4 separate regions of the Mus musculus genome follow, and all the other regions are linked to region 1. Evidence: chromatin loops called from intact Hi-C (ENCODE). Cell type or tissue: left cerebral cortex. All regions are shown on one strand. Region 1 holds the start of Nup153 (nucleoporin 153). Region 2 holds the start of Nhlrc1 (NHL repeat containing 1). Region 3 overlaps Kif13a (kinesin family member 13A). Region 4 overlaps Kif13a (kinesin family member 13A).

What was found. A loop is a pair of places that touch in the nucleus more often than their neighbours do. Peaks named below come from ENCODE experiments on the same cell type or tissue, not always from the same donor. Only the 100,000 strongest peaks of a DNase experiment are listed, where the experiment ranks them.
Region 2: a loop joins it to region 1, with 2.7 times the contacts of the local background. A loop is called at or near these places in 7 of 42 quality-filtered maps.
Region 3: it touches region 1 in a loop (2.5-fold over the local background); 7 of 42 quality-filtered maps call a loop at or near these places.
Region 4: it touches region 1 in a loop (2.2-fold over the local background); 7 of 42 quality-filtered maps call a loop at or near these places.

What each region holds. Positions count from the first base shown.
Region 1 is chr13:46,720,370-46,728,369 of GRCm38, forward strand. Nup153 (nucleoporin 153) reads right to left here and starts at 7,480. Exons shown (of 22, transcript NM_175749.2): 1 at 6,991-7,480. The coding sequence starts at 7,104. Gm46412 (a long non-coding RNA gene) reads left to right here and starts at 4,316. Exons shown (of 2, transcript XR_001780928.2): 1 at 4,316-5,145. In left cerebral cortex, CTCF peaks have their summits at 4,213 (motif pointing right) and 6,518; DNase peaks (open chromatin) are centred at 4,218, 5,029, 6,426, 6,939 and 1 more place; H3K4me3 peaks cover 2,317 bases; H3K27ac peaks cover 1,070 bases.
Region 2 is chr13:47,011,243-47,019,242 of GRCm38, forward strand. Nhlrc1 (NHL repeat containing 1) reads right to left here and starts at 3,608. Exons shown (of 1, transcript NM_175340.4): 1 at 1,315-3,608. The coding sequence starts at 3,537. The coding sequence ends at 2,332. In left cerebral cortex, CTCF peaks have their summits at 3,645 (motif pointing left) and 6,262; DNase peaks (open chromatin) are centred at 3,684 and 6,239; H3K4me3 peaks cover 1,285 bases; H3K27ac peaks cover 916 bases.
Region 3 is chr13:46,785,347-46,793,346 of GRCm38, forward strand. Kif13a (kinesin family member 13A) reads right to left here. Exons shown (of 38, transcript NM_010617.2): 22 at 5,988-6,161; 23 at 2,712-2,863; 24 at 1,167-1,299; 25 at 1-46. Among named protein-coding and RNA genes, the nearest start is that of Gm24620, 22 kb to the left of the region's middle. In left cerebral cortex, a CTCF peak has its summit at 3,671 (motif pointing left); no DNase peak of the experiment used is centred here.
Region 4 is chr13:46,794,752-46,802,751 of GRCm38, forward strand. It overlaps Kif13a (kinesin family member 13A), which reads right to left. Exons shown (of 38, transcript NM_010617.2): 17 at 7,765-7,978; 18 at 6,530-6,692; 19 at 4,442-4,582; 20 at 3,591-3,740. Among named protein-coding and RNA genes, the nearest start is that of Gm24620, 31 kb to the left of the region's middle. In left cerebral cortex, a CTCF peak has its summit at 3,610 (motif pointing left); DNase peaks (open chromatin) are centred at 3,599, 5,791 and 6,672.

The sequences.
Region 1 (8,000 bases):
CAGTGGTGCACACCAGTAGTCCTAGCATAAGGATGGAAAAGGGCCACAGTTGAACAGGAAAGGCTACAGAGTAAAGACACTTTAGAATTTTAAGGAAAAAAAGAAAAGTTAAATTAAATTACAGAAAGAAAGAAAGAAAGAAAGAAAGAAAGAAAGAAAGAAAGAAAGGAAGGAAGGAAGAAAGAAAGGAAGGAAGAAAGAAAGAGAGGAAGAAAGAGAGAAAGAAAGAGAGAAAGAAAGAGAGAGAGAAAACACAGAACAAAGACTTCATACAACTCCTACTTAACCAAATCAACTTCTACACTAAATAAGAATGAAAGTTTTCCATCAGAACATCTCTGAAACTTCCAGCCTAGGGCAATCACTCCCTTCTATGTATGGAGAGTGGTGCTCTTGCTTCCATGAGTGGCCTCCAAGGGCACTCTACACACATGGTACATAATGAATACATGGAGAATGAAGGCGAGAATTAAGAGGCCAGCCTTAGCTACAGAAGACCCTCAAGAAGAGAGCTAGGAAAAGAGGAAAGTTCTCCAGGTTTTCACTGAAGAGTTTCCCTAGGAAGAGGATACAATCTGACAATGTTTTAAAATTTAATTAAAAAAAAAAAACTCTAAAATTGCAAAGAACCACCATCCAAATAAAATCCAATAAAAACACATAAGTACTGTATTTAAGACTTCCAGTTTTATCCATTTTAACAACTTCTACTGTTCTGTATATTTCTTCCCCTCAAAGAGGTGAAAAACCATCTTACAGCAGAGTAAACAGAAACACCCTCTACAGTGATGACAAAGCCAACTACATAAAAAGCAAAAGTCCCCTATGCAAAATTCATAGTGCATTAAAAATAGAGCTGATTTTACCTGTGGCACTATAAGCAAGGGCTACACTAAGTAGTTAAAAATAATGAAGTTAAATTGAAACTGAAAGGAGAAAATCCTCAGATTTAAACTATAAATCCACTGGTGTTCTTGCCTTAAGGATTAGTTTCTTCATTTGGCAAAAGATAGTAAAAGTAATTCAGTGCCCAATCCCATATACAAGTCACAGCAGTTTTGAACACAGTACTTCATATTCTATTTAACCTTAGTTCACAAGAGACTCTGGGGGTGGAGGGAGAGAACGATTTAGCCTAGAGTCACTTTCTTTTCACCAGAAGGCAACTTCTCAATTTGACCAACTCCTCAGTCTGATTCTTCACACACAAGTCTCTTCTCCAGGTCAGTATCTTGTTTCTCTACTCCATTCTACTTAAGTTCACTCAACTCCATTCACATTATCCTTATAAAATAGCATTCAATACTACAATCTTTCATAACTTCACTGGCTCCGTGACCATGACAACAAACTAAGTCCAGCACCAGTTTACCAAGCCTTACTCTTCCAAATTACTCCATTTCGATTTCCACTAGTCCTTTCAGACCCCTATATTACATTAATACCTCATTCTGACCTGAGTCTTCTTCAAGGCCCCTTCATCCAAATTAAACTACAAATCTCAGGCACTGCCATATTTTATAAACTGTTAAACTTACCCGATCTGCCCAGTCCAAGTTCTCCAGTCACTTAAAAATATTCTTCTGGCTAAAGAATTAAATATTCCCAAGTAGCCTATTTTCACCCCCTTCAAAACTTACAACACTGGCTGGGCAGTAACATTCATATGCTTGTTAAATCTAGCACTCCTAGCACTCAAGAGGCTGAGGTAGAAAGATCTAAAGATCAAGACCAGCTTGGGCTATATAGTGAGTTCAAGCCAGACTAGACTATAGGAAGACCCTGCCTCAAAAGTAAAAATAAGGGCCTGGAGAAATGGCTCAGTGTTTAAGAGTACTTGCTGTTTTTCAGAAGTCTCAAGTTCAGTTTCCAGCAGTCTGTCAGGGTGCTCACAACTGCCCATAACTCTAGCTCCAGAGGCTGATACCCTCTTTGGGCCTTCACAGGCACCAGCACACAAATGCGCGCACACATATATAGACTCATATGTAAGAAGATAGTAAAAGCAAGCCTCTTGAAAATAATAAGAAAAAAACTTAAAATGTAACAAGAAGCACAACCCATTAAGTCCATAGCAGTTAAACTCCCATAAGAGCTATCTCATATCTCACATTTTAATACTGAGACTAAGAATTTCTCAAGCCACACTATGAAAAAGATAAAGCACAATCAAATAAATAGATTTATAGTTGAGAAAGGTGTTTTATTACCCTTTTTCTAACAATAAATTGTGTCTGACATCAAGACCGCAAATATACTTTCTTGCTTTTTGACCACAGACAGAACCAGACCAAGGCCAGACATATTAAAGGAAGCTCTATATCAGAAATATAAAGTTGAAAATACAGAATTATTACAATGTTCTCAATATCCTGCACATAATAAGATGGCTATCTTTAGTGGCATCTGACCCAACACTTCATTTTTCTTCAAGCTAGACACTTGTATCATTAGGACTTTCCAAGAAATGGAGACATAAATGGAGCTTTTTTGGTGTCATATTAAAAACATGGTAAGGGGGCTGGAGAGATGGCTCAGCGGTTAAGAGCACTGACTGCTCTTCCAAAGGTCCTAAGTTCAAATCCCAGCAACCACATGGTGGCTCACAACCATCTGTAATGGGATCTGAAGCCCTCTTCTAGTGCATCTGAAGATAGCTACAGCAAACTTAAAGATATAATAATAAATAAATCTTTAAAAAAAAACTGGTAAGGAAAAGTGCTAAGTGGTTAAGATAAGCTGATATCGCTCATCGATAAATAGATAAATAGATAAATAGATGGATGGATGGATGGATGGATGGATGGACAGACAGACAGACAAAAAGAATCCACTTTCTATTTATCAGTCAAGCCGGAACTTTCTACCTACATACTTAAGTGACTGGTACTTCTCAAGAAAAAGACAAAGTCCTTTAAAAAGTTGTGATAAAGCTAGACTTTTATCAAATTTTGTGATAAAGTTTTGGTGCTAGGTTTTCTAGTTTGGGACTAAGGTAATCTATCTTCTTAGAAAACAGGATGACTCATAGTCTATCCTTCCTCACTTAAGTCAGTGACCACATTCAACTGTTTAACAAGGTAGGGAAAGGGAGGAATCCCTATCCATCAATCAATAGTTTAGATCACTTTAGTTTAACTTTCACTTGGTAAATAAACAAAGACAGGCAGGCACACATCTTTAAACCCAGCACTTGGGAGGCAGAGGCAGGTGAATTTCTAAGTTCAAGGCCAGCCTGGTCTACATAGTGAGTTCCAAGACAGCCAGGGCTACACAGAGAAATCCTGTCTCAAAAAACCAAAAAGACCTTAAGTTTAGTATGATTTTGGAAAAGAATTTTGAAATTTTGAATTTTGGAAAAGTAACCAGAGGAAGAAAAAATACCGCTAATTCTAAAAGACAGCAAAATGCATAGACCACTTTAAAAATGTTAAAGTCAAGGCTCTATTTAATCATAACTTCATGTGAGTTCTATACCATCTGAGGCATTTTTATGTCATTTAACTCTTGGTAATCTTCCATTTATAGATGACAAAATTAAGCAGAATTTTTCATCATTCAACTCTTCAGGCAGAACAAGGATTCAAACTTATTCTAATTTCATCAGAATATTTTTAAAGCAATTATTTCTATAATCATCTGAGATAGAAAGAATAAAACTTGAGTATCTGGAATGAATAAAATATTGAGAAATATTACTCTTTTCAAAGCTGAGAATACTCTTTAGACAAATGTTACGAAGGACACACTTATTGGTGTCAAAAAAAAAAAAAAAATCACAAAGTACCAAAATAAAAAAAGTATCCTATCACATAAACCCAGTTCTACAAACTCAGTTGACTGTGGGCCTTTGACCCGATCTTAAAGGGAAAAATGGTTTTAACATTTGCCAAAGATTCTTAAAAAAAAACAAAAAAAAACAAAAAACAACAACAAAAAAAAACTACAGCCACAGAGCCTCAAAACAGCTTTGTTTCTTTATAAAAAGGATTCATCAACATCTAAAATATTGATGAAAGGAGAATCCCTCCTCTACCTCAGCTTTTTAAGCAATTGAATGTTGTGAGTAACCCAGGATGTTCAGGCTATCTATCAGCCAGCCTGTTTCTGTAAGGATGAAAGGTAGATTCCCTTAGCTCCAAGCCAGAAAGTCTTTTAGCACCAAAAGAGGGGAGGGAAAAAAGCAAATGGTTCTGTCTCACCAGGAGGTGGCAACAGATTCTTCCAGAAGTTCTGCTCATGAGATCAAGTGTATTAGGAAATGCAACCAGCTTATCCTCCAGGCCTTGCTACACACAATGAAAATGGGAAAGGAGACTCAACAGGAGAAAAGAACTCCCAACTAGAAAAATAATCAATTTTAAAAGTATCTGGGTTAGTTATCAATAGATTTAAGCAGGATGGTCTCTGGTTTAAGGCCAGCCTGAGCTACCCAGGACGCTGTCCCCACCCTCCAAAAAAAGTACAAAGTAGTTGAGTAGTTGGTTAATGGTGAAAATAACCATCCTGCATTGTTCATTTGCTTCTACACTTCTTGAGACACTCTACAGTTCAGACTAGCCTAGTGTCACTATGAAGCCCAGACTGGCCTCAAATTCCGAGTCCCCTGGCCTCTCAGCCCCTTAGCAGCTGTGATTTCAGGTATGTACCTCTTTGCCCAACTATGTCTACTTGTAACTGTTTGACCTTTATCTGGTTGATCAAGACAATATCTTTCTAGCTCCACAACTTCAAGCAAGGTGGCTTTAAAAAAAAAAAGAAAAAGAAAAAGGAAGAAAGTTAAAAGTAGAAAAATGCTAAAGTTTAAACATTTCCCAGAAGACCTAAACCAGAAGTCAAAACAGGAAATCAGAAATCAACTGAACATGATACAGGAGTCACAGGTACTGGGTGACTGCAGTAGCTAGCTCCTTGGCCTGACATTTGCTGTCCTGCATTCACCAATAAGCACCAGCCTGCTTACTCTGAGTCTAACACAACTCTTCAGTCTGCCAAGAGGCCATGGACACTTATCAAGCATTAGTATGAAACATGCCATGTCATGAAACTCCTTGATATATCCAAGATGATGACTCAGCAGTTGCTGCAAAACAACCAGTTGACAAGCTCGGCTAGTAGAGGACAATGACATCCACTAAGTCCGAGGTAAGACTAGTTACTTACTTTAAGACAGAAACAAAAGCTGAGCTGCATACTTTTATATAAGCCTAAACACTTTTTTCTTTGGTCAATTCTGCCAAAATTAAATCTGCTAACCAAAAAAGAGTTATCTTTAATTCCAGTTCAAATTAAGATGTACTTACATTTTAAATTAAATGACTGAGGCAAGAAGCTAACATGTCTTAGAACTACTGAGCTCTAAAACCATACAGCTTGAAATCTGTACCAGCTCTAAAACATGTTTGGTTTTAGTTGAATGCACTTCTCTCTCAAATTAGTTTGGTTTTTTTTTTTAACCTAAATACATTTTAAAATAAGCTGTGATCATAACTTTGGCTTCTTTCTAAATTCTATCATAATATCATACATAATATTGGCTTCTTTTTAAACTCTATCCAAGCCATCCATTTCTTTGCTCAAACTGTTTTCAAGCAATCAGAGGTGGTTCATTACTCTTAGTATAAGAGTATGTTTGCCTTAATGTCCATTGTACAGTATTAGGCAAAGTAAAACGGCCAGGCTTGTGACCTGATTTTAATCTTAAAGTCTGCTTCTGAAGACCCCGGGCTCCTCAGCATTCAGGGAAAATGGTAATATTGCAAGGCTTCCAAGCAATGACAAATAACTTCTTAGTACATAAAACACAGCTGTTTCTATTCAAAACTTTCCCTATCTTTATTTTAAAAATCTCAAAAGTGATATAATTTAACATTACCAACAAGTATTCAATTTTAGCACTAGCCAGAATAAACAAAAAGTCTACATTTAAGAGTATGCAACAAGTTATATATTAGCCCTTCTTCAGTAAGCTTAAAATATACACTTCCTACTTTTAAAAAGTGGCTTCGTTAAAGTGAGTTTTTAACGTTTTAATTCTCACAATTTTTAATAACTGAAAGTGTTCTCTGAACCAACTATCTCGTTTACAACAAGAATCGACATTTTTATAAACACCCAAAGAAGGCATACGGTGGCTTAAGTAACACCCCTGGTGAGCCCGAAATACCTTAAACTTCTAGAAAACGCCCAGTATTAAAAATATTTGGTGTATGAGATCAGAGCTGAAGAACTGGTCAACTGTAGAGAGTGGATGATTCTGGTCTTCAGTATATAGAGCGGGGTGGAGAGAAGAGAGGGAAGAACCACGCATCAGAGACCAGACGTAAGAGCGGCGAGGGACTTTCAAAACGCCTCAGTGCCACATAACTATAACTCAGTTAAGAGAGGAAAGGATGAGAAGCTAAACCAGTGTGTTCCGATCTGGAAAGGCCAAGCAGACAGACGAGGGGACCGGACTACCATTAATGATTTAACGCGTCTAAAACCGAAATTATTCCACGATATGGGTAACAGCGCCCCCTCCCCAAGTCTCTCCGGGCCGCGGTGGCAGATTAATCTCCCCGCGCACCCTGAACCCGGGAACACAAGAAAGAAAAAGCCTGCCAGCGGATGGGCCTGTTGCCACATCTTTCCCTTGTTCCCTTCGTGAGGTCGTGAGGAATACCATTTAACCCCCAAAAACCCGCCAAAAAAAAAAAAAAAAAAGAAGAAGCAGCAGCAGCAGCAGCAGCCCGAATATCCGAAGCCTGAGATTTCTTTTCCCGCCCTGTGCCCGCCAGGGAAAGCCCTTGGGCGGGAGGGCTGGGAGAGGCCGCTCGCATCCCACGTGTCTGCCGCCAGGCCCGGCCAGGCTCTACCCACTTCCCGTCGCCACCCGGGTCCAGCCTCAGGCCCTCTGGTCCCCTCCACGTGGGGCCGCCGGGTCCTCGCACCGCCCCCCAAAGAGACCGCCCGGAGCCGCCCAGTCGCCACGGCGTACCGGTCCCGTACCTGGTGTTGGGGTCGCCCCTGTTGGTAAGGCTTCACCGGCCCCTGGTGGCAACGACGAGTCCGGATCTTGCCGCCGCCGCCGCCCCCTCCTATGCCTCCGGCTTCCGAGGCCATGGCGGAGCCTGGGCGGCCTCCCACTACCGCTCCCGGGCGGGAGAGGCAGAGGCGGCGGCCTGAGGGCCTCCCCCGCCCGGCCCTAGGCGACACACAGACACAGCGAGAACCGCGAGGGAGCGAGCGGGAACTGAGAGTGCGCGCGGCGGCGAGGAAGGCGGTGGCGGCGGCTGAGGGCCCCGAGGTGGCTGAGGAGCGCCGGCCGCGTGCGGACCCCCGCGTCTGTGTTTGTCACCGTCTCTATGGAGATCTCCCGCCGAGGCCGGCGCGAGCAGCTCCGGGCGCCGCTGAGGCCTAGCTCGACCGCCCGCTGCTAGAGGCTCCTCTTCAGTCGCCCTGGCCGTCGCTGCCGCAGTCCAGGCCGCTGGCGCCGCCCGCCAACCCCTCCCCCTGTGCGCGCTGCGCCCGCCCCACCGCCGCCGCCGCCGTCGTCGTCCCTGCAGTCGTCGCCGCCGCCGCCGCTCTTGCGCCTATTACCGCTGTTGAGGCGGCCGCCCCGGTCGCGAGCCAGAACACCGTCACTCCTCCGCGACCGACGCTTTGCGTCATCACGCTGCGACAATGCGGGGGGGGATGGGTGAAGGAAGGAAGGGTTGGCCGAGCCCGCGCTCCCTGTCGTGGGAGCCTCTGGGAAATGTAGTTTTTCTGGCCAGAACGCGGATTCTCGGAAAGGCAGGCTATAGCGGAAGGACACCCACGGAGCACCGCAGAGGCACAAAGCCCGGGTCATTTGGCGGCGGTTGGCTGCTTGTTTAGATTCAGAAGGGCACTCGACACGAATACTGTAATCTCCCATTCATCAATTATAAGCCGAATGGAAGTAAACAGTAAAATCAAAGAACCATAATGCATCACAATCCGGGGGGGGGGGGGGGGAGACCGCGTTGAAATTAACC
Region 2 (8,000 bases), 290 kb after region 1:
GTTACTGGTCTATGGTGATAATTTATCTGACTTTTTTTTTTTTTTTTTGAGGCAGGCTCTAACTATGTAGGTTGGTCTCATAGTGCTAGGATTTAGGTGTGTGCTACAATGCCCAGCCGAGGGCATCGGGATGAGGGAGAAGAATTCAACCACTGGGCTTCCTGTTAGAGGACCAGTGGTGTTGAGCAGTGCCCAAAATGTTACTATTGATGTTCTGGGATGGAATCAGTTAAAGCAACAGTGTGGGCAGGGGAGGAGATGTTTCGGGAGTGAAGATGCTTGCCACAGAGCCTGATGATGTGAGTTAAGTACCCTAGACCCAGATGGTAGCAGACGAGAACAGGCGTGTCACTCAAGCTGTCCTCTGACCTCGACACATGATGGCATGTGTACATGCACACAGGCACATGTGTGAACATACATACAATAAATAATAAATGTATGTAATAATTTAAAAAGAAACACAGGCTTTAATGGGATGGCATGGCAGCTAGGCCTTCACCTTGGGCTCCTGATGTCAGCATTCGTATCCTTTGGAAGACACTTTCAGTCATACTTCAGTGAGTGTCTCTATTAAAACCATAGGGGCTGAGTGTGGTGTGTGCCTTCAATCTCAGTGCTACAGAGGCAGAAGGCAGAGGAAGCAGGAGGCAGAGGAGGCAGGAGAGGCAGAAGGCAGGCGGATCTCTTGAATTTTCAAGGGCAGCCTGGTCTACAAGTGAGTCCAGGACAGCCAGGGCTACACAGAGAAACCCTGTCTATAAATAAATAAATAAATAAAAAATAAAATAAATCTTTGTAGAGCTAGCTGTAACTCAGTTGGTAGAACACTTACTTAGCATGTATGACGCCCTGGGTTCTACCTACCTCCAGCACCACAGAACCCTTGGTGTTGTGGTACTTGACTTTAATTCTGCACTTGGGAGATGGATGCAGGAGGATCAGAAGTGAAGGTCAGGCTTAGCTTCAGAGCATGTTCAAGGTCGGTCCAAGATGTACAAGACCTTGTCCCCAAACAGCCTCTTTGTATAAAAGGATATCATTTTGTTGACACAACATTAGTTCTTATCTAAAGCAAACTCTCACCTCTCAAAAGCATCCCCAGAAAACATTTTCATGCTGCCCCAGAGGTGTAAGTTATTTGGTATAATTCCAACATCCCTGAACTCAAAGATTTTTGTGCTTGCTTAAAAAAAAATAGAGAGGATCAGCATTTCACCCCAAATATTCTCCACTCCTCCCCTCAATTACAGCACTGAGGAGCCCTTACATTGTCAAGGCTGTGCTTCCATTCAAGACACGTTTCCAGCACTCTAAAAGGACGAAGACTGTTTATTAAGTACAGTGTTTGAATCACATTTCAAATTACACAGAGAAAAGCCTCCATCACAAAGTGCTTCAGGCGTCAGAGATTTACCACACCAAACAAAATCACTTCTGCCATCAATGTGCTGGGGCAAGATCTAATTAACACGAGTCTCATATGCCCATGACGCTAGCAGGCAGTGGCTCTGCAGATTTTTCTCAAATTATCACTGCGGGATAGTTCCCAGTGCCCATAGAGGAAGAAGAAAGAGGGGGAGAGAGGGAGAGAAAGAGAGGGAGAGAGAGAGAACACACTAGTCCAGCTTAGCCTCAAAATTACTAGGTAGCTAAGCTGCAGATTGCATTGAACTTCCTGCCTCCACTTCTCAGGATTTGGAGTTCTGGCACACACTATCATCCTGGCAGCCTTTGCCTTATAAGGAAAGAGCTCAACTTTGTTTCTTGTTCAAATCTTGGAACTGGTAATAAGCTATCTACTCTACCTTTGGGGGAGCTCACAGCTGAAGGTGATGGACAACTTCCCTTTTCTCCTAAAATCCCCATGAAGACCCCTTTCTTGTCTTTGTGCACTTTACCAGTTACCCACTTGTAAGGAGAACATACATACATAAGACACAGCTCACAGTTTTTGTTGTTGTTGACGACATCTAACATCATATCTAAGAGCAAGTGGTTTGGAGCCAGAACTGAATTCAACTGTCCCAGTGAATACAACTCTAAAGAAACCATACTGAATGCTCTGGGTCTGTCTTCTCATCTCCCAAGTGGACGGATAATAGGAATTAACATCGCTGTGTGTTAAGAAGCAAACAGGCTAAGATCTGCAAATTTCTTAACACGGGAACAGGCATTCACCGAATGACAAATTTAATTATTAGTCTTTTAAAACTGCCTTAGTAACTGCTTTTGCCATTCAGTTACCATTACTTCTGTCTGGATGGATGGGTGAGACCAATTCACTCCCAATGACACCAAGATTTCTGACTCCTGGCTTCAGGATCCCCATCACCCTCCGTTGCCCTCCATCACTTTAAAGACTTTTATAGAATGGGATGCAGTATCCAGCACAAGAAGAGAATTCTCCTTGGTGAAGGCCAGTGCCACAGGACGGGAGAGGCCGTGAGTGATTATAGGCTTCAGGGCTGGGAATTCTTCGGGTTTCCCCAAGCAGACGATGGCTGGACCAGAGGTGTCAGCAACAATCACGTTTCCTTGGTGATCGAAGGTCACAGCAGAGGCAGTTACTTTGGAGGGGAAGAGGAGGTTCAGCCCGAAGCTATCCACCTGGCCAATCAGCTGCATAGTGGAGTTGAACACCTTCACCCTTGTGTTGTTACAGCCAGTCCTCCCAAAGGCACAAGGATGCTCTAGGACCGCGATGGCCCCCGTGAGCCATGACACTGCCAACCCACGGGGACTGCATAGGTGAGCTTGCAACCTCTCAATCCTCCGAAGGACCCCTTCAGGGAAATCCGCTTCCAGCAGGTGCAAAGTCCCTGCCTCTGCATCAGTCACCAGGACCCCATTGTGAGGGGTGATCTCCACACCCCAAGGCAGGGAAAACTGCTTTCCCACAACCAGCTTGATCTGGCCAAAGAAATCAAACACTTTGAGGGAGCAGTCGCCAGCGTCGGTGACAACCACATGGCAGTCGTTGGTGACGGCGACATCCAGTGGGTACTTCACGTCGTGCGCTGCGTCCCCCTTTTCTCCAAACTGGTGTGCACCTCCTCCTCCGGAGTCAAAGATCTTGACCCGTCTCTTCCCGTCGTGCACGACCACTACCCGTCCGGTCTTGGGGCACAGTGCAAGCCCTGTGGGGTTCACTAGGGTCCCCCACCCGCCGAAGGCGTGGTAGCAGGTGAGAGTCCCCGGCGCGAAGGGGGCGGCGCTGAGGGCAGCCGGGGACGCGTGGAGGGTGGAGCCCAGGAGCTCCAGGAGGTGCAGCACCGGCAGGCAATCGCTGGTGTCACAGGCTCGGCAGGCCCGCCGGCAGAAGGGACACTCGAGGCCCAGCGTCCGCGGGTGCGCGAGAGCGGCGACACAGGCCAAGCAGACCACGTGGCCGCAGGGCAGGTTGCGCGGGCGCCGCTGCTGCCAGTGGCCGAACCTCTCGAAGCACACCTTGCACTCCAGCAGGCTGACCTCCGCCTCCCGCACCAGCTCGGGCCGCACCCCAGCCGCTGCCACCGCCGTCGCCTCCTCCCCCATTGCTCCCGCTGCTCCGCTGCCTCCGCGCAGCCCTCAGTCACGGCCACGGTCACGGTCACGGAGCGGGGCATGCGCTCTGACGCAGGGCGCACACTGCCACCCCCTGGCGGACGCACGACGCAGTCGTCCGCATGCGCCGTGCGCAGACCTGGGATAATCACGTCACGGGTGGAAGATTCCAGGATTAAAGATTGAGACATGTCAGCGGGTGTGGGGGCGGGGTGTGATGAGTGGGTCTCTCCGTGTCCTCCTGTAAGTGACAGCTAGTCTCTCAGGGATGGTGCCCAAACGGACTGCCAGTCAGCTTCGCTGGGAGGTGGGTACCAGGGCTAGACAGGAACAAGACATGGCTCCTAGTCTCTGTATAGTAAGATTCTGAAGACAGAGACACAAGAAAGAAGATAACTTCAAGGGGCAGATGTGCATTCCTCTCTGCTGTGTTTTTTCCTTCTTGTGAGAAGGTAGCTACGTAGACGTCAAAGAATTGGGTGTGATAGTTGTGATGCCGGGACTCAGGCGGCAGAAACAGGAGAACAGCTGTTGGTGGTTAGTTGGAGGCCAGCCTAGGCTACAGTGCCTAAAAAAACAAACCCCCAAACCAAAACAAACAAAAGAATACTTGTGAAGTGGGTTTGTGTGGAAGGGATATTTTGAAAGCTGTTAGCTTTCTCGCATGGTGGTCTACATAGTGAGTTCCAGGCCAGTTAGAGGCACAAAGGGAGACCCCGTCTCAAAAACAAACAAAACAACAACAACAAAACTTGTTAGTTAGTAGCAGTTATAGAATTCGCTCGTGCCTGCCTTCTTTTAAGTGGTTTTCATTCACTTTTATTTAAGCCTCATGGAGGCCGTGATTGGAAGGCAGGCAGTTTGACTACACGGCATCTCACTGATCATCAGATATGGTTTTGTATGACAAATGTTTGAGTCTCCTTGGCAAAGGCTTAACTGCACCAGTGTGGGCTGAGGGGCACTGTGAAGGGGATTATAACGTACAGGTAAGTTCGAGCCAGCGGTTCCTCCCTGCAATGCCTTCCATCCCGAGAAAGATTGAAAGTAAAGGGGCTGAAGCGATGGCTCAGTGGTAAAGAGTGCTTGCTGCCCTTCTGGAGGACATGAGTTCAGTTCTCCGCACCATCTGTAACCCCAGCTCCAGGGAATCCAGAGTCCCCTTCTGGTCTCCATGCATTTGCAAACGTGTGAGATACATTCACATAAACATATACACCTGCAAATAAATAAGTATAGGAAATATTTCAAAACTGGAGAAATGATTGACAATAAAGATGATCGTGGAAGTATCCTAATCTTATGGTCAGTATAATCTTCCGAAATCCATTGGGGGTATTCAAAGCTCTCATTTTCGGAGTTAACTGTCTTACATGAACAAGGTGCTGGCCAAAACCATGTATTAGAACATTCTTATTCACAAAAAGGCTGTGATCATGATTGGTTACCCTCTTGTTCCATAGACTTCCAAGAAACTGGAGGACTCAAGCCTGTGTTAACACTCTTCGAGAGAGAAATTCTTTGGAAGGCCAAGGAAAACAAGCAGTTTTTTTTTTTCTTTTTTAATCAACTACTACATATCTCAGAGATTGAATGTTAGACCAGAATAACCAAGCTGATACTATGATTTCAAAATGCATTTCCATTCTAAATAAGACACCAACTAAAATAATATCTCATAGAAAGTTTTTTTATTAGTAATTTAAAAAAACTGTTTTTTATTAGTGTGTGTGCACGAGGCTGTCTGTGTGTCTGTGTGGACGTCTGTGTGAACCTCTGGAGGCCAGAAGAGGATGTTAGATACCCGAGAGCTAGAATTATAGGCAGGTGTGAGCCACTGAATGTGGGAGGGTTCCTAATGTGGATTCTCCAGACTGGGCAGCCAGCGTTATGTAACTATTGAGCAACCTCTCCAGCCCCTCAGAAATAATAAGAAAATAGATTTATTTTACTTTTTGTGTATAAGTGTTTTCTCTACAGTATGCCTGGTGTCATAGGAGGTCGGAGCGGGGCTGTCGGTTCCAGGAAACTGGAGTTACAGATGGCTGTGAGCCACAATATGGATCCTGAGACTCAAACCCAAGTCTTCTGCAAGAGCAGCAAGTGCTCTCACGTTAAGCCTTCTTTCCAGCCCCTCAGAAACAGTTTTTAACTCGGGAAACACAGTCTGGATACAAAACTGGACTATTTTTAGAACCAGTCTTGTGCAACAGAAATGTAAGGAAACCCACATTTTAAAATAATTCCCTTGTATCCCCACTTTTAAAAAGTTGAAAAGAAAAACAAAATTTAGTTGAATTCTTTGTGTCCAATCCATCCTTTGGACATTGTAATCACCTGAAAACATGAATGGAGACATTTTAACACTCATTTTGTATAGTGAGTAAAGTCTGGTGTGTTTTACCTTCAGTGTGCATCTATCTAATTCAGATAAGCTAACTTCCACAAGTGGGGCTGGTGGCTCCCACACAGATCATGACAAAGGCAGAGCCGTCCTAGGAGGTGTCATCTTTTAAAGGTATTTCCCAGACTGACCCTGATGGATCCCTTACTTGTATCTAACTCGTCTCCGCTCCAGCATTGCACCCAAACTATTCAAAGACCCCGATTCATTGCTGACTGCAGCTGAGCTGTGTCCTCTAGAGATGTCCAAAGGCTTGCTGCCTGCTGAAGCTCCTTCTCTGCCTTCTCAGGCCTTTGCTGCCTCTGAGAGGCTACAGGTGGCACTACACCATGAGCACTGCTGGCTAGGTTGGGCAGCTTTGCAGCAAAGACACTCAGTTTTCTCCTGGGGTTTACTATAAAGCACTTAACTAGGAGGTTTGTTTGTTTGTTTGTTTTGAGTCAGGGTCAGCTCATGTCGGCTTCACGCTGGTTATGAGGCTGGGGCTGGCCTTGAACTCACCATCCTCCTGCCTGTACCATCCTAGTCCTAGGACTACAGGTGCTTGCTACTATGCCAGCCCAGATATTAAGTTAAAGGGATGGCATGTGATTGGCAGTTAAGGTTTTTCTCAGCTCTGCAAAGCTTCCAGCTTCAGGAATAGCAAACAAAACCAAGGTCTGAGTCCCACAGTTTAGGGGTCTTGGCAATGTTAATCTTCAGACTTTGCCTCCATCCCATGGAACCCGCCAGTCTCTGCTCTGTTGTCTCTACCAGCCTAAGCTGACAGCCTGGTCTTTCTTCTGTCGGATCAAGGATACAGAGTCTGATTGACAGCCTGGTCCATCTTAAAGCTTGCGCTCTGTCTTCATCTCTTTCTATTGCTTTTGTCCCTGAAGGGACACACTGAGTTCTACCTCTGGTTTTGCTCAACTCTGGACTGCACCAAGCACAGGCCTCACAGGTTCGCACTTCGTTTGCCGGGTGAATGCCATCATTCACCCGGAGGTCAGGAGGAAGTGTACAAGGACTTACCTCGGATGAGACGGGGCACACCCTTAATCCCAGAGTTTGGGAGGTAAAAGCAGTCATTCCTTCCTAAGTTCCAGGCCAGCCAAGGTTACATAGGGAGACCTAGTCTCAAATAAAGAAATAATAAAGACCTTGGGTTAGGTAGGTGACTCCATGCTAGAGTTTGACACTGATGGGTCAAAATATAATAATAATAATAATAATAATAATAATAATAATAATAATAATAATAAAAAAAGTTTGCTTTTGAGAGATATTTAATCACTCAGAAGGTCAGAAGAACTTGAGAGGAAGGCAATAGAGATGTACCATGGGGCCTGTAGTGAGAGCATGTGTTTGTAAGATCACAAGTATGTAAAGGCAGACCAGAGGGGGCTGGAGAGATGGCTCAGTGGCTAAGATGCTCTTCCAGAGGTCCTGAGTTCAATTCCCAGCAACCACATGGTGGCTCACAACCACCTGTAATGAGATCCGATGCCCTCTTCTGGTGTGTCTGAAGATAGCAACAGTGTACTCACATACATACAATAAATAAATCTTTAAAAAAAAAAAGGCAGAAAAGATGAAGAGAAAGCATTCCCCTCTTTGCAGTGATGTCTCTAGTGCAAGGGTTTGGTTGCCCTTGTTTGTCCTTGTTTGTCCCTGCTAGACTTTCCAGGTTTTCAGATATTATGATTATTTTGTGGTACTACGGATTGAACCCAGGGCCTCACATACACTAAAACACTCTACCGTTGAGCTATATCCCAAACCTCATACATTATTATTTAACATTTATTTTAAAATTTTTATTTATGTGCTGTGTGTTATCTGCATGTATGTGTGTACCACTTATGTGAGGGTATTCATGATGGAACAAAGAAGGTATCAGAGGGGCTAGAGAGATGGCTCAGCAGGTAAGAGCACTGACTGCTCTTCTGAAGGTCCTGAGTTCAAATCCCAGCAACCATATGGTGGCTCACAACCACCTGTAATGGGATCTGATGCCCTCTTCTGGTGTGACTGAAGACACAGTGTACTCCTAATACATAAAATAAAT
Region 3 (8,000 bases), 65 kb after region 1:
AGTGCTGTACAGGTTTCACTGTGACCTGCACTCTACGGGAGTGACCCTGCAGAGGTGAAGGAAGCGAAGATGTCAGGAATAGGGATGGGGAAAGAGGAAGGAAACAAGGGGAAATGGTTTGAGAACAGACATACAAATAATTAGGGTATTCCCAGGAACTCTAAGAGTGGAGTAGAGCTGGGCGTGGTGGCATACGCCTTTAATCCCAGCACTCGGGAGGCAGAGGCAGAGGCAGGTGGATTTTTGAGTTCGAGACCAGCCTGGTCTATCTACCAAGTGAGTTCCAGGACAGCCAGAGCTATACAGAAAAACCCTGTCTCGAAAAACCATAAAAAATCAAACCAAACCAAACCAAAACAACAAAAAAAGGGTGGAGTAGAAAAGAGACATGAAAAACAAACCATCAAAAGACTTCGTGGTAGATAACATTTGAAACATAAATAAGGAAAATATCTAATAAAAAATAAATAAACAGGGGGCTGGCGAGATGGCTCAGCGGGTAAGAGCACTGACTGCTCTTCCAGAGGTCCTGAGTTCAAATCCTAGCAACCACATGGTGGGTCACAACCACCTGTAATGAGATCTAACGCCCTGTTCTGGTATGTCAGAAGACAGCTACAGTGTATGTATGTATAATAATAAATAAATCTCTGGGCCAGAGCAAGCAGGGACTGAGCAAGCAGGCTGACCAGAGAGAGCAGAGGTCCTAAAAATTCAATTCCCAACAACCATATGAAGGCTCACAACCATCGGTACTGCTATAGTGTACTCACATACATAAAATAAATAAATCTTAAAAAAAAAAAGTAAAGAAAAACAAAAAAACCCCAAGAAATACTTCATAATACTTTGAATATGCTTAGCCCATGGGAAGTGACACTAATAGGAAGTGTGGCCTTGTTAGAGGAAATGTGTCATTGTGGAGGTGGGATTTTGAGGTCATGGCCAGTGTGACACAGTCTCCTCCTGGCTGCCTTCAGACCAGGATGTAGGACGTAGAACTCTTGGCTTCCCCATCATCATGTCTGCCCACAGACTGCCACGATGATAATGGACTGAACCTCTGGAACTGTAAGCCAGCACCAAAGAATTGTTCGCCGTTGTAGGAACTGCCTTGGTTATGGTGTCCCTTCACAGCAGTGGAAACCCTCAGACAAACTTCATACCTGTCTGAGTTGGAAGACGCCGCCGGTGTTGACGTCTTTCGCCTGGTGAAGCTCCACAGCGGCATAATCCCCGAGCTCATTCAGCTCCAGAATGGAGATCCACACCTCTATTCTCCGGGTCACTTCATTCCACCTGCAGAAACCACATCCCAGCAGGCAATGTATCATCCAGGGGCACCACGGGCAACAGTCACGAACCCAACCACGGAGCACGTACTGAGCACGTACTGAGCACGTACTGAGAGGGAGGCGCTGTGCCAGGGATGCCTCGCAGGTTCCTTCCTCGTTTCACACTCGAGAGACCCTGTGGTATGGATTCTTAGGCTATTTAACCAAACCAGACCTTACATTTAAGTGACGAACACAGATTGGGTATAGAATCCCAGGGGCTTTGGCAAACTCAAGTTAGCTCTGCCTGTTTTAAAATGTCCTAAAACCAAAACCATGTGGTATGGACTCTTGAGTCTGGTTTATATCACATTGACACAATGGATGAATGGTTCTTTCTTTTTCTGACAGGGTCTCTCTAGATAGCCTTAGCTTCCCTTGAACTCACAGTTATCTGCTGCCTGTTTCCTGAGTGCTGTGACTCATAAAGGCATAAGCCACTATGCAGGGCCCCATATGCTTAGCCCTATAGATAGATAGATAGATAGATAGATAGATAGATAGATAGATAGATAGATAGACAGACAAACAGATGGCATACGTCTGTCTGTCTGTCTATCCATCCATCCATCTACCCACCCACCCACCCACCCACCCACCCACCCATCCATCTATCTATCTCTGGATCTCTGAGTTCGAGGCCAGCCTGGTCTACAGAGTGAGTTCTAGGACTGCCAGGGCTACACAGAGAAACCTTGTCTCGTAAAAAACAAAACAAAACAACAAAAAAACCAACAAAAAAAGATATCCTATTTTCTTCTGCCAGTTTTATAGGGTTTTGCTTCACATCTAAATTTGTGATTTGGGTCAACAAGATAGCCCTGTAGGTAAAGAGGCGTGCCTTCAACCCAGATAACCTGAATTCAAGTCCTGGGAACCAAATGGTAGAAGTTGGTAACAGACTCCTGCAAGGTATCCTTTGACCTCTACCTGTGAGTACACAGACACACACTGGGATGCAAAGACACACACACACACACACACACACACACACAGACACACACACAGACACACACAAACAGATACATAGACACACACACAGATACATACATACACACACACAAATAAATAATGTAATAACTTTAAAAATCAATATATGATTGTCTCATAGCAATTTTTGTATATGATGTAAAGTGAAATAAAGGATTTTTTTCCCATATAAACAACATTTATTTCAGTTTCCTGTTGCCATGACTCACTTTGCACAGTGTTTTTTGATGCTTGCCTGCTCCTCCTTGAATTCTAATTTAAAAAGGAGGAAATGGCCTCAAAGGAGGAGCAACTTGTTCGAAGCCCCAGGATTTGAAGCCTCTCATCTCACTTATGGTCATGAGCTGGTCCTGACTCCCGGGTCTCATGCTCACAGCAAGAACACACCTGTCATGCAATGTCCTTGTCTTCGCATGGAGCGAGTCCACCTCCCAGATGGGGCTTCCGTTCCCAGCACACCTGTGGCCCCACACTTCAATCGCCAGCGCACCATCAGAAATGAACTCCAGGAACTCTTCTGTGACAGTCACCACATAGTCCTGGGACAAGCAGAAGGCAGGAGAGCACACTGAGAGTCAGACATAGTGGTACCCACTTACCTGCTCTCGAACGTAAACCCCATCTTTTCTGTCTCTGTAGAAAAGTATGAAGGGCCACAGGGTGTTAGATCTGGAAGGGACCTAGGAGGTGACTTGGGTCTAATGAAGAAAGCAACTTGTCTGAATTCCAACTTCTGGCTTTTGGTGCAAAGCCAGGATTTACGTTCTCTTCCGTTGGCTCACGGTCATTTCCCATGAGCCACTCTGACCTCCAGGTGACCCTTGCTGCACTTGGAGACTTACTGAGTAAGGGACTCCCAACTATCTGATTCCTCCATGGTGTAGGCTCTTGCCCCTGAGTGTCTCACTGCAGTTTCTCACTCTACAAAACCAACCTACAATCGTGCAGATTTGCAGAGTTCCCTGAGAACGGTGGCAGGTCACCTGGAACATTCCGCAGGCTCAAAGCCAAGCCACTTTCCTTGCCATGGGCCTCCTGGGGTGCCCGAGCGGAGTCTCAGGTGCAGTTCTGCCTGACTCATTTCCAGAAACAGCTATTAAGTTGACTGAACTTATACTGCCTACTTTCTTATTTCATCTGGAGACAGACCCAGAATTTTAGAAGGAAAAGAAACGTGACGGTCAATTAGTCCAAGCTACATACTTTAGAAGTAAAAAAAAAAGAAAAACAAACAAAACAAAAATCCAGGGCTGGAGAGATGGCTCTGTGGTTAAGAGCATTGACTGCTCTTCCAGAGGTTCTGAGTTCAATTCCCAGCAACCACATGGTGGCTCACAACCATCCGATGCCCTCTTCTGGTGTGTCTGAAGATAGCAACAATGCACTCATATACATAAAATAAATAAATCTTTAAAAAAACCAAAACCCAAAAATCCAACAGCCTCTAAAACCACACACTAGCCCAGGGGCTTTGAGATCCCTGGGTATTTAAACAGTTGTTAAACAGCACACAGTTAAAATCTAGCCTTTGTCTTACTGATGTAAACAGCCCAGTGGATAAAAAGAAGGAATGCGACGATTTAAAAGACTATTAGGAAAACAACAACAGAAGTGTGTGTGTGTGTGTGTGTGTGTGTGTGTGTGTGTTGGTGAGGATTCTACTTAGGAGAAGAAAGGAACCAGTGTGTGGGGGAAGGGTATGGGTGAAGGCAAAGTTGGAGAGGGGGTGAAACAGAACAAGGTAAAAGGACTCAGGCATATGAAAATGCCATAATAAGAGATGGCTTAGTGGTTAAGAGCACTGACTGCTCTTCCAAAGGTCCTGAGTTCAAATTCCAGCAACCACATGGTGGCTCACAACCATCTGTCATGGGATCTGATGCCCTCTTCTGGTGTGTCTCAAGATAGCTACAGTGTACTCACATAAAAGTAAAATAAATCTTAGAAAAGAAAAAGAAAATGCCATTGTAAGGCCTATAACTCTTGTTTGCTAATTTAAGTATTAAGAAATAAATATTGCAGGTCAACATTCTCACTAAAGATTTCTGAGAATGTGGTGTGGCAAATGCAGGTTGAGACAAGCAGGCTCGGGGTGAGGGAGGATGGCTCGATGGTTACTAGCTCTACAGGCTGACACCTCTTCCAGCCTCTGGGAACACTGGCCGTGGGTATGGCATGCATACAGACTCACAGGCCAAACACTCATATACACTGAGTGAGTAGGTAAGCAAACCTTATTTAAGAAAAAAAGAAAGACCTGAGAGTCTTGTATGTCGGACATTTTGCAGGTGGTAACAGGGATTTGTTTTCTAAGTTGGAGCCAGAAAGAACAGCTACAGTGTTCGGAGAGGCAGTGTGGTCAGGCCATCTGGGAGGAGCCTTACCAGAGGGCAGAGTCTGTTTTTAAGAACTCATTAGGTGACAGTGCCCAGCAGAAGCCAGAAAGGTGATGCAGGGACTCAGGAAATAGCTTATTAAAATATGTGGCAGAACCCAGGGTCATGCATGCGATGTTTGAGCTACTCAGGAGGATAGAGCAGGCCCAGGAGCTCAAGGCTGACATGGCAGTTCAGCAGACTCCATCCCAGAAAACATAAAATACAATGAAACCAAAGGTAATATACTACAAGGAGAAATATCATTGATGGTTACACCTGGGCAGAGTAAGACTGGAAGATGGGATCTTTCAGATTTCCTTTTATATGTTCCCATATTATTTCAATTTGTAATGCAGAACAGTTGAGCTGTACAAAGCCCAATAAGGTATATTATATTTAAAAGAAGAAGAAAAGCAAAACCAAAACCAAAAAAACTTATAGGGCAAACTTTTCTTTTTGCAATAGGCTCTCCTGCCTCTGAGCTTGTGATCTGGCTGTCTCAGCTCTCTTGTGCCACCACATATGGAGAGAACTTACAAGTTAGAAGTAGATCTTAGCCAGGCCTGGGGCTCCTGCCTGTAACCCCAGCACTCGGGATGCTGAGGAAGGAGGACCATCATGAGCTGAAGGATGGAGTAGGCTACATATCGAGTCCTAGGCCTGCTTGAGCTACAGAGCAGGACTCTGTAGTGATCTAACAAATCTGGGGAGAAGGGGTGTTATTTCCTTCAGCGGTGTAGACAACAGGAGGTTGCCCATGTGTCAGCCCATAACTTTCCACTCACGCTCAGGCATGAACCTCTGGACTCAGTGGCCGACAGACACAGCAAGAGATGGTGTGAAATCTGAGGGACCTGCTGGGAAGAAGGGCTTCTGTGTGAGGGGGAGGAGCAAGGAAAAGGAGCTGAGTGAGAAAAGGACTAAAATGCTGAAGCTGCCGGGTAATAATAAAAATTCTCCTATTTTTTTAAGTTAATGAGGAAGTTTTGGTCCTTGAAAACAATCAAGAAATCAAAAAACACTTGGAAGGTGTCCTGTTCAAACCCCAGAATTACACACAATGCTGTGGAGTTCACTGCAAAAACTACACATTTTATTCTTTATTTATAAATAAAAAGCAGATTTTTAAAAGACCGTGCCCAATTCCACTGCCCCATCATGCAGCTGACAGTGGCTCTGTGGTGGGCGTTTCTGCTACTGGGGACTGACGGAGGGGCCTCAGCTCACATGTCACTGTAGAGTGTCATCCCTGGCCTGGTACCTCACTTTGTAATTGTCTCCGTACCTTACAGTGAGAGAAGGTCACCGTGTACTGTGCGTCCTTGGACTGCGGGGAGGGCACATCTGGGTCCACCACTGGAGCAGCCACTGTAGACTCACACTGGTCCCAGAACGTGTACTGACAGAAGACGAAATTTGAGAGGCTTATGGGTAGCCCGGTTGCCTCTTTAATTATCACCTGAAGAGATTTTAAAAATAAATTATGCATCTTTAAAAAGAAACACAAAAATATTTATCTGTCCATAGTTCAGTCATCTCTAAGAGGGGATCAAATCAGGGGATCAATACCAGGACAGCCAGGACTACATAATTGAGCCATCATTTGGAAATATTTGAGACCATTCATTGTTATTGATCTATCTACCTACCTATCAATCTATCATCTATCTATCTATCTATCTATCTATCATCTATCTGCTGTCTATCAATCATCTATCTGTTTACCTATCTTCTATCTATCTTCTGTCTACCTCTCTATCATCTATCTATTATCTACCAATCATCTATCTATCTATCTATCTATCTATCTATCTATCTATCTATCTATGTATCATCTACCTATCTTCTATCATCTACTGTCTATCAATCATCTACCTATCATCTATCTTCTGTCTACCTATCATCTATTTATCATCTATCATCTATCTATCTATCTATCTATCTATCTATCTATCTATCTATCTATCTATCTATCTAATCTATCCATCCATCCATCTATCTTGCAGAGAACTTAGAGCCTCACACAGACTGAGCTGTAATCCCAGCTCAGCCTTTTTTTAAAACTATAAACCATGGACTCCTTAGCTCATAGATATCTGCCCAGTTCTGTCTCTTGAGTGCTGGGACTAAAGGTATGTACCGTCATGTCTAGTGTATGAACCTATCCACTAGAAATTGTAAGGAAAATAATATAGTTCCGTATTGTATTGTATTGTATTATATTCGCCTTGCTATGTGCACACATGTGCCGTGTGTGTGGTGGAGGGACCTACGGGAGTCGATTCCTTCCTTTCCCATGTGGGTTCTGGAGACTAAACTCAGGTTCTTGGGCTAGGCAGCAAGCCTCTTTTCCTGATGAGTCACCCCACCATCCTGAGTGTTCCATCTAAAACAAAACCTGTACCACAGTTTTCTAACGACAAAATACAAACTTAGTAAGAAAAAAAGGAACCCCAAACACATTCCTGTCTAATTTACTCGTGACTTAGTTTCTGATACAGATTTGACTTTTATTAGAAAAAAACCACAACTCACTAATAAATTCTCCATGCAGCCATACACACGGCCTTCTGTATTTATAGATTTGACAGCTGTGGTTTAACCAACAGACCAGATACACCCAAAACAACTACACTGTCGTGACAGCATGTAGACTTTTTCTTGTCATTACTCTTTAAGCAACTTATGGTTTGCTTTCTGTTGATGTGGTACAATCCATAACCGAAAGCAATTAAGGGGGAGAAAGAATTAATTTCAAGCTGATCGGACACAGACTGTCACTGAGGGAAGTCCAGGCAGGAACTTGGAGAATCCATGGAGGAATATTGCTGGCTGGCTGGCTCATGCTTAGCTAGCTTTCTCGTTTAGCTCAGAACCACCTGCCAAGGGAATGGTGCCTCCCACAGTGGGCTGGGCTCTCTTCTAGGAATTAACAATTAAGACAATCTCCTACAGACAGGCCCACCAGACAATTTGTCTGATGTAATTTCTCTATCAGGTGACTCTAGGCTGTGTCAGAAAATTAGAACCAACTGATGCTGGGTGTGGTGGTGAGTATTCCAGCACTCAGGAGGCAGAAGTAGGCAGAAATAGGCAGATCTCTGTTGAATTGGAGGCAAGCATGGTCTACATGGTAAACTTCAGGATAGCCAGGACTACATAAAATCTTAAAATCAAAGGTAACTGGTACTGTGATGTAACACACACACCACATTTGTACCACGCTGCATGCTGTTCTATTGGAGATAATTTGAAGTGTGTAGATAGGATGTGTATAGATAGAATATACGAAAGCACA
Region 4 (8,000 bases), 74 kb after region 1:
TATGGCAATCACTAGATGGTCCATCCTTTCGTCACAGCTCCAAATTTTGTCTCTGTAACTCCTTCTATGGGTGTTTTGTTCCCATTTCTAAGAAAGGGTAAAGTGTCCACACTTTGGTCTTCGTTCTTCTTGAATTTCATGTGTTTGGCAAGTTGTATCTTATATCTTGGGTATCCTAAGTTTCTGGGCTAATATCCACTTATTAGTGAGTACATATTGTGCGAGTTCCTTTGTGATTGGGTTACTTCACTCAGGATGATAACCGCATCCCTCCTTTCTTACTCTGAACCAAATCTGCTCCTCCCAACTTGCTTTCTAGAACTCTCCTTAGGTGTATCCATTTTCCTCAGCTCAGGCAAGGAGCAGCTTCCAGGGAGTTATCATACTCTAACTGAAACATTCGGTTTCGTGCTTGTTTACATAGTTGCGCATGCATTTCTTTGATACCGTGCTTGGGTAATCTTGGAACTCCAGGGAGTGGGCTCTCTTGCTAGTGAACTCATGGTTAAATGCAGAAAGAGAACGAGAAACGAGAGCCAATGACAGGATGGAGCAGTCGACATAACAGAAAGGTGTAGGTACTGGGTGTGCATAGGACAAATGTGTGCGCATGCGTGTAGCGAGTATTTACCCAGGATGGATGGGGGCAGAAACTGCCAAGCACTGGGCTTCCCACAGTGCACTAGGCAGACATGGTCCCCGGCTCAAGGAGGGAGGATGGGGTGTAACATGGAGCTGCATGAAAACGGACTTGTGGGGTGGTACCAGGCTCTTACCAGAAGAGATGGCAGGAACAAAGCCATCCAGCATGGGAAAGTTGTTTGTTTGTTTGTTTGTTTGTTCCTTTGTTTGTTCAAGGTTTTGATTTGTTGAGACAGGGTCTCACTATTATAGCCCAGGTTGACCTCACTGTGGAATCCTCCTGCTTCAGCCTCTAGAGTGCTTCAATGATAGGCAGGTCTCCCCCCAATGTCCACTCTGCGTAACGATTCTTTTGTTCAACTTATTGTTTAATTATGCGTATGTGTGTAGGTCTGTGCACTTGTGTGCTGGTGTCCAAAGAGGCCAAAGGTTATCAGATGCCCCTGGAACTGGAGTCATAGGCAGCTGTGAACCATCTGACTGGGGAGCTTGGACTTGAACTTGGGCCCTTACTAAGAGCAGCAAGCCACTCTGAACTGCTGAGACATTCTCCCTACCCCTAAATAACTGCTCTCCATTTGCCATTAGGATGTTTATATTTCTGATCATGGTAGCGTTTCACTGGAGCAGGTCCGGTATGGTAGCCTTCCTTCCTTCTTTTGGAAATGACTCAGTCTGCTCAAATGCACAATCTTTCTGCCTTAACTTCTGAATACTAGGATTGCAGAGATAAGCCACCACCCCAGGCTAAGGGTTATGTTTAATGCTCAGACTTCCACATACCAACTGGCACCAGGGCCAAGGATCTGAGAGAAATCAGCTGGTGATATCTGACAAGCGATATTCAGAGGTAGAAGTACCGAGGGGCAGAAGCACAGTGCAGTGCTTCATACGGTGCTCGTCTGAGGACTGAACACGTGTTTATGTATTTACGCGTGTGTGTGCTTACAGGTGTAAGCGTGCCACAGTGATGGTCAGAGGGAAACACTTAGAAGTCCTTTCTCTCTTTCCAATCTGAGAACTGGAGACTGAACTCAGGTCATTAGGCTTGCATGGCTAAGCGCTTTTACCCTGCTGAGCCATCTATGGGCCCCCTGAGTACATTGTGATATAATTTCAGATACCCAGAGCCTGCCCAGGACTCTAGATTAAGAGGCCCTTAAAGAGGGCCTCAGTCACAGGCTACACTGGTCACTTAAGTTATATTTTTAGCATGAGAGATGCATTGGTGGTCACTGGGGCAGAATTATCCAGAAGGTCCCAGCTCCTACACACACACACACACACACACATACACACACACACACACACACTTATATCCCACCCTGGGAACCCAGGTTTATTCCCAGCTACCCTTTGTAAACCATATCTTATTCTAAGAATCCCAAGGAATAACTTTTTTTCTTCTGGTTTTTCGAGACAGGGTTTCTCTGTATAGCCCTGGCTGTCCTGGAACTCACTTTGTAGACCAGGCTGGCCTCAAACTCAGAAATCCACCTACCTCTGCCTCCCAAGTACTGGGACTAAAGGCGTGTGCCACCATGCCCAGCTTGGAATAACTTTGTAGTTCAAGTTTATACGTTATATAAAACAAACTAGGGAGTTAAAGATTGAGACTAAAGAGAAAAACACCAGTTGATGAGTTGGATAGAAGTCTGAATCTAAGACACATAGCTTTCATGCCTTTACCCATAGAAGATGGTGTCTAAGACTGCAGAATACAGGAGACCAGCAAACAGCCAGTGGGTTCTGGGGAAAATCTTATACTGTAGTGTGTGTGTGTGGGGGGGGGGAGGGGGGCACAAGAAGTGATCATCCCCTATGCTGCCAACAAATACAAAGAGAAATGGACTCTTTCTGGAGGGCCGTATGCTGGAACACACCACAAGCTTAAATAGACAGATGCACCTGGGTGCTCCAGGACATTTTCTTTAACAAGATCAGAGCCGTATAGTGCTAACTATGACAGAAGATAGTCCAAGCAACTGAATATCCAAAAGTTAGAGCTAAGGTATGTTTCCACTACAATTGGGTTGGGAACCAATAAACTGAAGAGCACATTTTCACATAATAAAATGGCCGCTCCAGAATACGAAATGGGAAAAATGGGTAAGTTTGCAAGGTTGGTTTGGTTTAAGAGCAGTGCAAACGTACAAAGAGACGAGAAGAGACTATAGACAATCTTATTATGCTGTCGGTCAGAGGGGTACTGGGTGAATTTCATTTTATTTGAGTCTTTCTGTAGCCACAGTATAATCAAATAATAAAGTTGTCAAAGTAAAAATGGACCTAAGGAAAAATTAAAAATTTCACATGAATGTCTTCTAACGTGTCCAAGGCCCACAAAGGGCAAATACACTCACACTGTTGAAATACGGCTGTCTAAAGGAGACTAACAAAGGCTGCCTTCTTTGTTACTTAGGGCTTCAGAATAATCTTCTGAGGTTTTTTATTTTTTATTTTATTTTCTCATTTCTTTGTTTACAGGTTCTCACTGTGCAGCCCTGGCTGTCCTCAGACTCACTTGGTAGAACAGGCTGGCACAGAGATCTGCCTGCCTCTGTCCTAAGTGTTAGGGTCAAAGGAAGACACCACCACTCCTGAATCTAAGCAATACCTTGTAAAGGACATCTATGATCCAGGAAGGAACTGGCGTGGATGGCTATCATTGGAGGTGGTTTTTAAAAGAAAAAATTAATATGGAGCAAAGAGCAAAACTTATTACCAAAATTAAAACAGAAAAAAATTTTTGAACCACAAATATGAAATGTGTTATCTTTTAAGATCATGGCTTAATCCTGACTTATATTAAGAGGGATAAAACAAAAGAAGAGCAACACACACACACACACACACACACACACACACCTCTTCTTGATCTCTCTCAAGGCAAGAGATTAAACAAAATTTCCTATTCTGTCATTTCCTAGGGGCTGGCGTGTCCTTACCTCCCCCTGCTGGCTGATGATGGGTACTGCATATTGAAGCTTCACATCACAGAAGAGACATTCCAAAAACACATTAGCCACACCAATGAGGTTGTGATTCTCCTGCGCTTCATAAAAAGGGTCACCTCGCTTCCCATAGAGCCTCTTGGCCTGAGAAAAAGAATAGGTCATTGGGTGAGAAGTCAGGAAACAACGCATCAACTTAAATGATGTTATTTCAAATTAGCACTAAAAACGTTTAGAGGAAGCATTCGTAAAAATAAGCAAGTGCAATCAGAATCGTGCCCACAGAGACCCAGCACACGAGCGGGGCGTGTTTGCTAGGGGACGCTCACGCAGAGGAGCCCCAGCTTCACTCACCCCACGCCTGAAGCCTGCTTTACGTCATGCCCTGTGACTTACACCAATTCCTTCACCAGATTTTCCTTTTTATTACTAACATCAAATATTAAAAGCAAAGCTTAACATTACATTCGCTATGATGACTTCAGAAATCTACCCAGCCCTGAGCACAGCTAGGGGCACAGACAATTAGGGGCACATGCGCAGACGGGGATGAAGATGAAATCCACACTGGCTTCGGCCGGTGTAATTTTCCAGGACACGGACTGATAGCACGGAGCGACTGCGCATGCCTGGAGCGACTTCTTTTCTCCTCTTTTCCCTTGAAAGTCAAAGAGCACAACGCAAACTAAGTCCCGCCTGGCTTTCCTGGATTCCGTGTCCACCGGACTGAATCACGTGCGATTGGCCCTTAAAGATCACATTTTATCTCCCTAGTGTAAATGACCAAACCATTATACCTGTGGTCTTCATTCGGCCAAGTCTCCTTCATGCTCTGTTTCTCTTACCTCAGGAACATTTTCTTTCCATTCTTGGTAAAGGTCTCTCATATCAATTAGCTTATTCTCCAGCTTCTCAATGGTCCAGACCTGGGTGCCCTTCCCTTTCCTCCTGGCTTGGATGGCGGGCTCGCTGACGATTGCGCCTCTCTGTATTGTGATGGAAGACAGAGCGGACATGACTCCAACACCCCGCCTCCCCCCCCACAGTTAAAGACTGTATATACTATTGTGAGGTTCTAAGTTTACAAAAGACAGTAAAACTTTACCACCTAGGGAATGCCCTGGCCTTTCTTTTCTACATATATCTATGTATCTATAGATCTATGTATATTTACCTCACAATTCCTTTCATTGGATATTCTTCATAATCTTGCTTTCCAATAGCAACATAGGAATTCATCACACAGATTTATCATATTCTGACTACTATTCAATTGCAAGGGGACTTCAAGTTTTTGTTACACAGATTCAACCGTGAGGGCTGGAGTGGCTCAGGTGACTTACTTAGCACACTGGCTTAGCTCAGGTGGCTTATCTAGCACAAAGCCCTGGGTTACAGCCCCAGCTTCATCTAAAACAGATGTGGTAGTGCATGCTCATCATGACCACATTTGGGAGGTAAAGACAGGAGGAGCAGAAGTTCAAGGTCACCCTTAGTTACTTAGTAAGTTTGAGGGCAGCAGGCGATTATGAGACCCTGTCTCAATCAATCAATCAATCAATCAATCAATCAATCAACCAACCAACCAACCAATCAGTCTTAAAGAAGAAAAGGACTATTAAAAAATTCTCATATACAGAAAGAAGGTACACACATCAATCAATCAGTCAATCAATCAATCAATCAATCAGTCTTAAAGAAGAAAAGGACTATAAAAAATTCTCATATACAGAAAGAAGGTACACACATGCCTCTGTCTGTGGATGTAGAACTCTAAAGACCAATAAGATACTCCCTAACTCACTTTCTTAAAATTTTAAAAAAAGACTTTATTTTATGGTACAAGTGTGTTTTGCCTGCATGCATGTATGTGCACATGTGTCCCTGGTGCCTCAGAGCCAGGAGAGGGTATTGGATCCCCTGCAACTGGAGTTCCAGATAATGGTGAGCTACCATGTGTGTGCTAAGAACCAAACTTGGGTCCTCTGGCAGAGTAGTAAGTGGTTACCTGAGTGAGCCCTCTCTCTCCACTCCCCACACACAACTTTCCTTTTAACTTGCTGTCTGGGCAGGAAAAAAAAAAGATGAAAATTCATTTTCTTCCAGGTTACTCTTTTACAGTCAACTCTTGATGTTGTAATGATAGGAGACCTCCAGATGGCTCTAAGGAGTTCTGTGTGCGTGCTAGCAGGTTTCCAAGATGTTTCTCCTTCTCAGAGTCCACTCAGAGAAAGGTGGGACAAGCAAGCACACCCACACACCCTCACAGCAGAAGGGGTGCTTGCATGAAGGAAGGCAGGCATGATACTTACACATGTATGTATGTCCATGCATAAACACACATGTATGCCTAACTTCACTCTTTTGAAACTTCGATTATTACTGTGGGTGGATGGATGTGGTTGGGCACTATGAGCCTGTGGAGGTCTGAGGACAACTCTGTGTCGCATTCCATTCTTACACGGGAGCCAGGAATTGAACCCAGGTCATCAAGCTTGTGAGCGAAGCTATCTTCTGAGTCCCTAGTTTCAATCTTTTCAAGGAAGTGACTAAGTCAGAAAGTCCTTCTGCCACCAAATTATGCTTCCATCCTTTTCTTCCCCCTTGCCCTCCTCATTCTTCTCAAAACAGGGTTTCTCTTATAGCTTTGGCTGTCCTGGAACTTCCTCTGTAGCTCAGGCTGGCCTCGAACTCAGAGATCTGCCTGCCTCTTCCTCCTGAGAGCCTGGGTTAAAGGCATGCACACCACCTCCTAGCCTTCTGTTTCTGTCCCTTCTAAGGGTGTTTACCCAGTATGCTTACCCATGGGTAAATACCAACCCCCGCCCCCCCGGACCCCCTTAGGACCTGCCCACAGAGGTGATCTATAGATTCCGATCCGCAGCATTTACCAGCCTCCATCATGTGGTCCCATTCCCTAGGGCCATGCCTACCTTCCTGTTGGCACTGAGGTTGGCCGCAGGGATCTGCAGAGTCACTTGGTAGTCAGTGAGCTTGCTCATCTCCTCGGCTAGGAAGTTGGCTTCCCTCACCAAAGTGTTGGCTTTCACCAGCTGCTCTCGAAGCTTGGCCAAGCTCTGCCTAAAGAGTTCATCCCTGCAACGTTGAAGAAAAGAAAGCACGCACAGGCGAAGTGAGCCGGAGTTCCGTTCCTTTCTCAGCGTGCGGGACTGCCAGGAAACGGTAACCAATACCATTGACAATTACAAAACTACTTTTAGGAAGTTTTCCCTCCTGTCCACAGATAGGTCACTCACTGAGAACTAAAGTTGGGGAAAACATTGAGGGGTTGAGGGTTGGTGTTAAACAAAGACACAAACCTAGGCACTGGGTATTGTGGTGCATGTCTTTAATCCTAGGACGTTTGGCAGCAGAGACAGGCAGAGCTCTGTGAATTCAAGGCCAGCCTGGTTTACATAGCCAGTTCCAGACCAGCCAGGGCTGCCACAATATTTTGTTCCTCTCCTTCCCCTTCCTTCCTTCCTTCCTTCCTTCCTTCCTTCCTTCCTTCCTTCCTTCCTTCCTTCCTTCCTTCCTGACAGTCTTTCTGCCTTCCAAGCATCCCTGGTCATTTTTGACAGGCCCTGCTTGTCATCTCCTACACGCTCAATCTCAGGCTTAGACAGAACCCTTCCAGCTCCTCTGTAAGTCACTTCCAGAGTCAACAAAACAGCCTGCTCACAGGCTTCCAAACACACTTTCCTCTCCTCTCCAGCTTCCTGTTTCTGCTACCCTGGAACTGGGGGTGTTCTCAGTGGCAGTGGGCATCTAGCTTGGGAAAAGGCCAGGCTTTCAACCACCAAAACCTCCTTCTGAAAGAAAAAGGCAAAGAAACCAACCAGCCAACCTCCCTGCTTTCTGTCTGCGTCTTCAGATTGTTGTTGAAGAGTCACTCACACTTCAGCTGTCTCAGGGCCCACCAATCTAGGCCCTCTCCTTTGGCACTTTACCAAAGGGTAAAAGATTAGGGGCCTGGGGGGAGGGGCGGTCTGTGGCAGCTGGCATTACTGCGAACAACTTAGGATGGGGTAGTATCTCTGAAACAAAACACCAAGAGCCAAACTAGATCCGGGCCACCAATCTCATTTTTCCAGGTCTCTCCTCCCTTCACAGGCCTCTCCAGGCCTGCAGCCCTCATTCCCGACTTGGGGTCTGTGCCTATCCTTACCTCTCCTCGGCCCACTGGGTCACCTTCTGCTGGGCTGTCTGGCTGCTGTAGGCCAGACGGTCTGAGGCGCTGCTGGGCGGCTGCCTCTCGGGAGAGAGCTGCTGGCGAAGCTGCTCCAGCTCGCGTTCGTACATGAGCCGCTGTTCCTCCAGGGCGGTCCGCTTCTCTTCCAGGTACTGCTTCTCCAGGACCTGAACCACATTTTGAACTGGATCTGGGGAGCCAAGAGAAGAGGC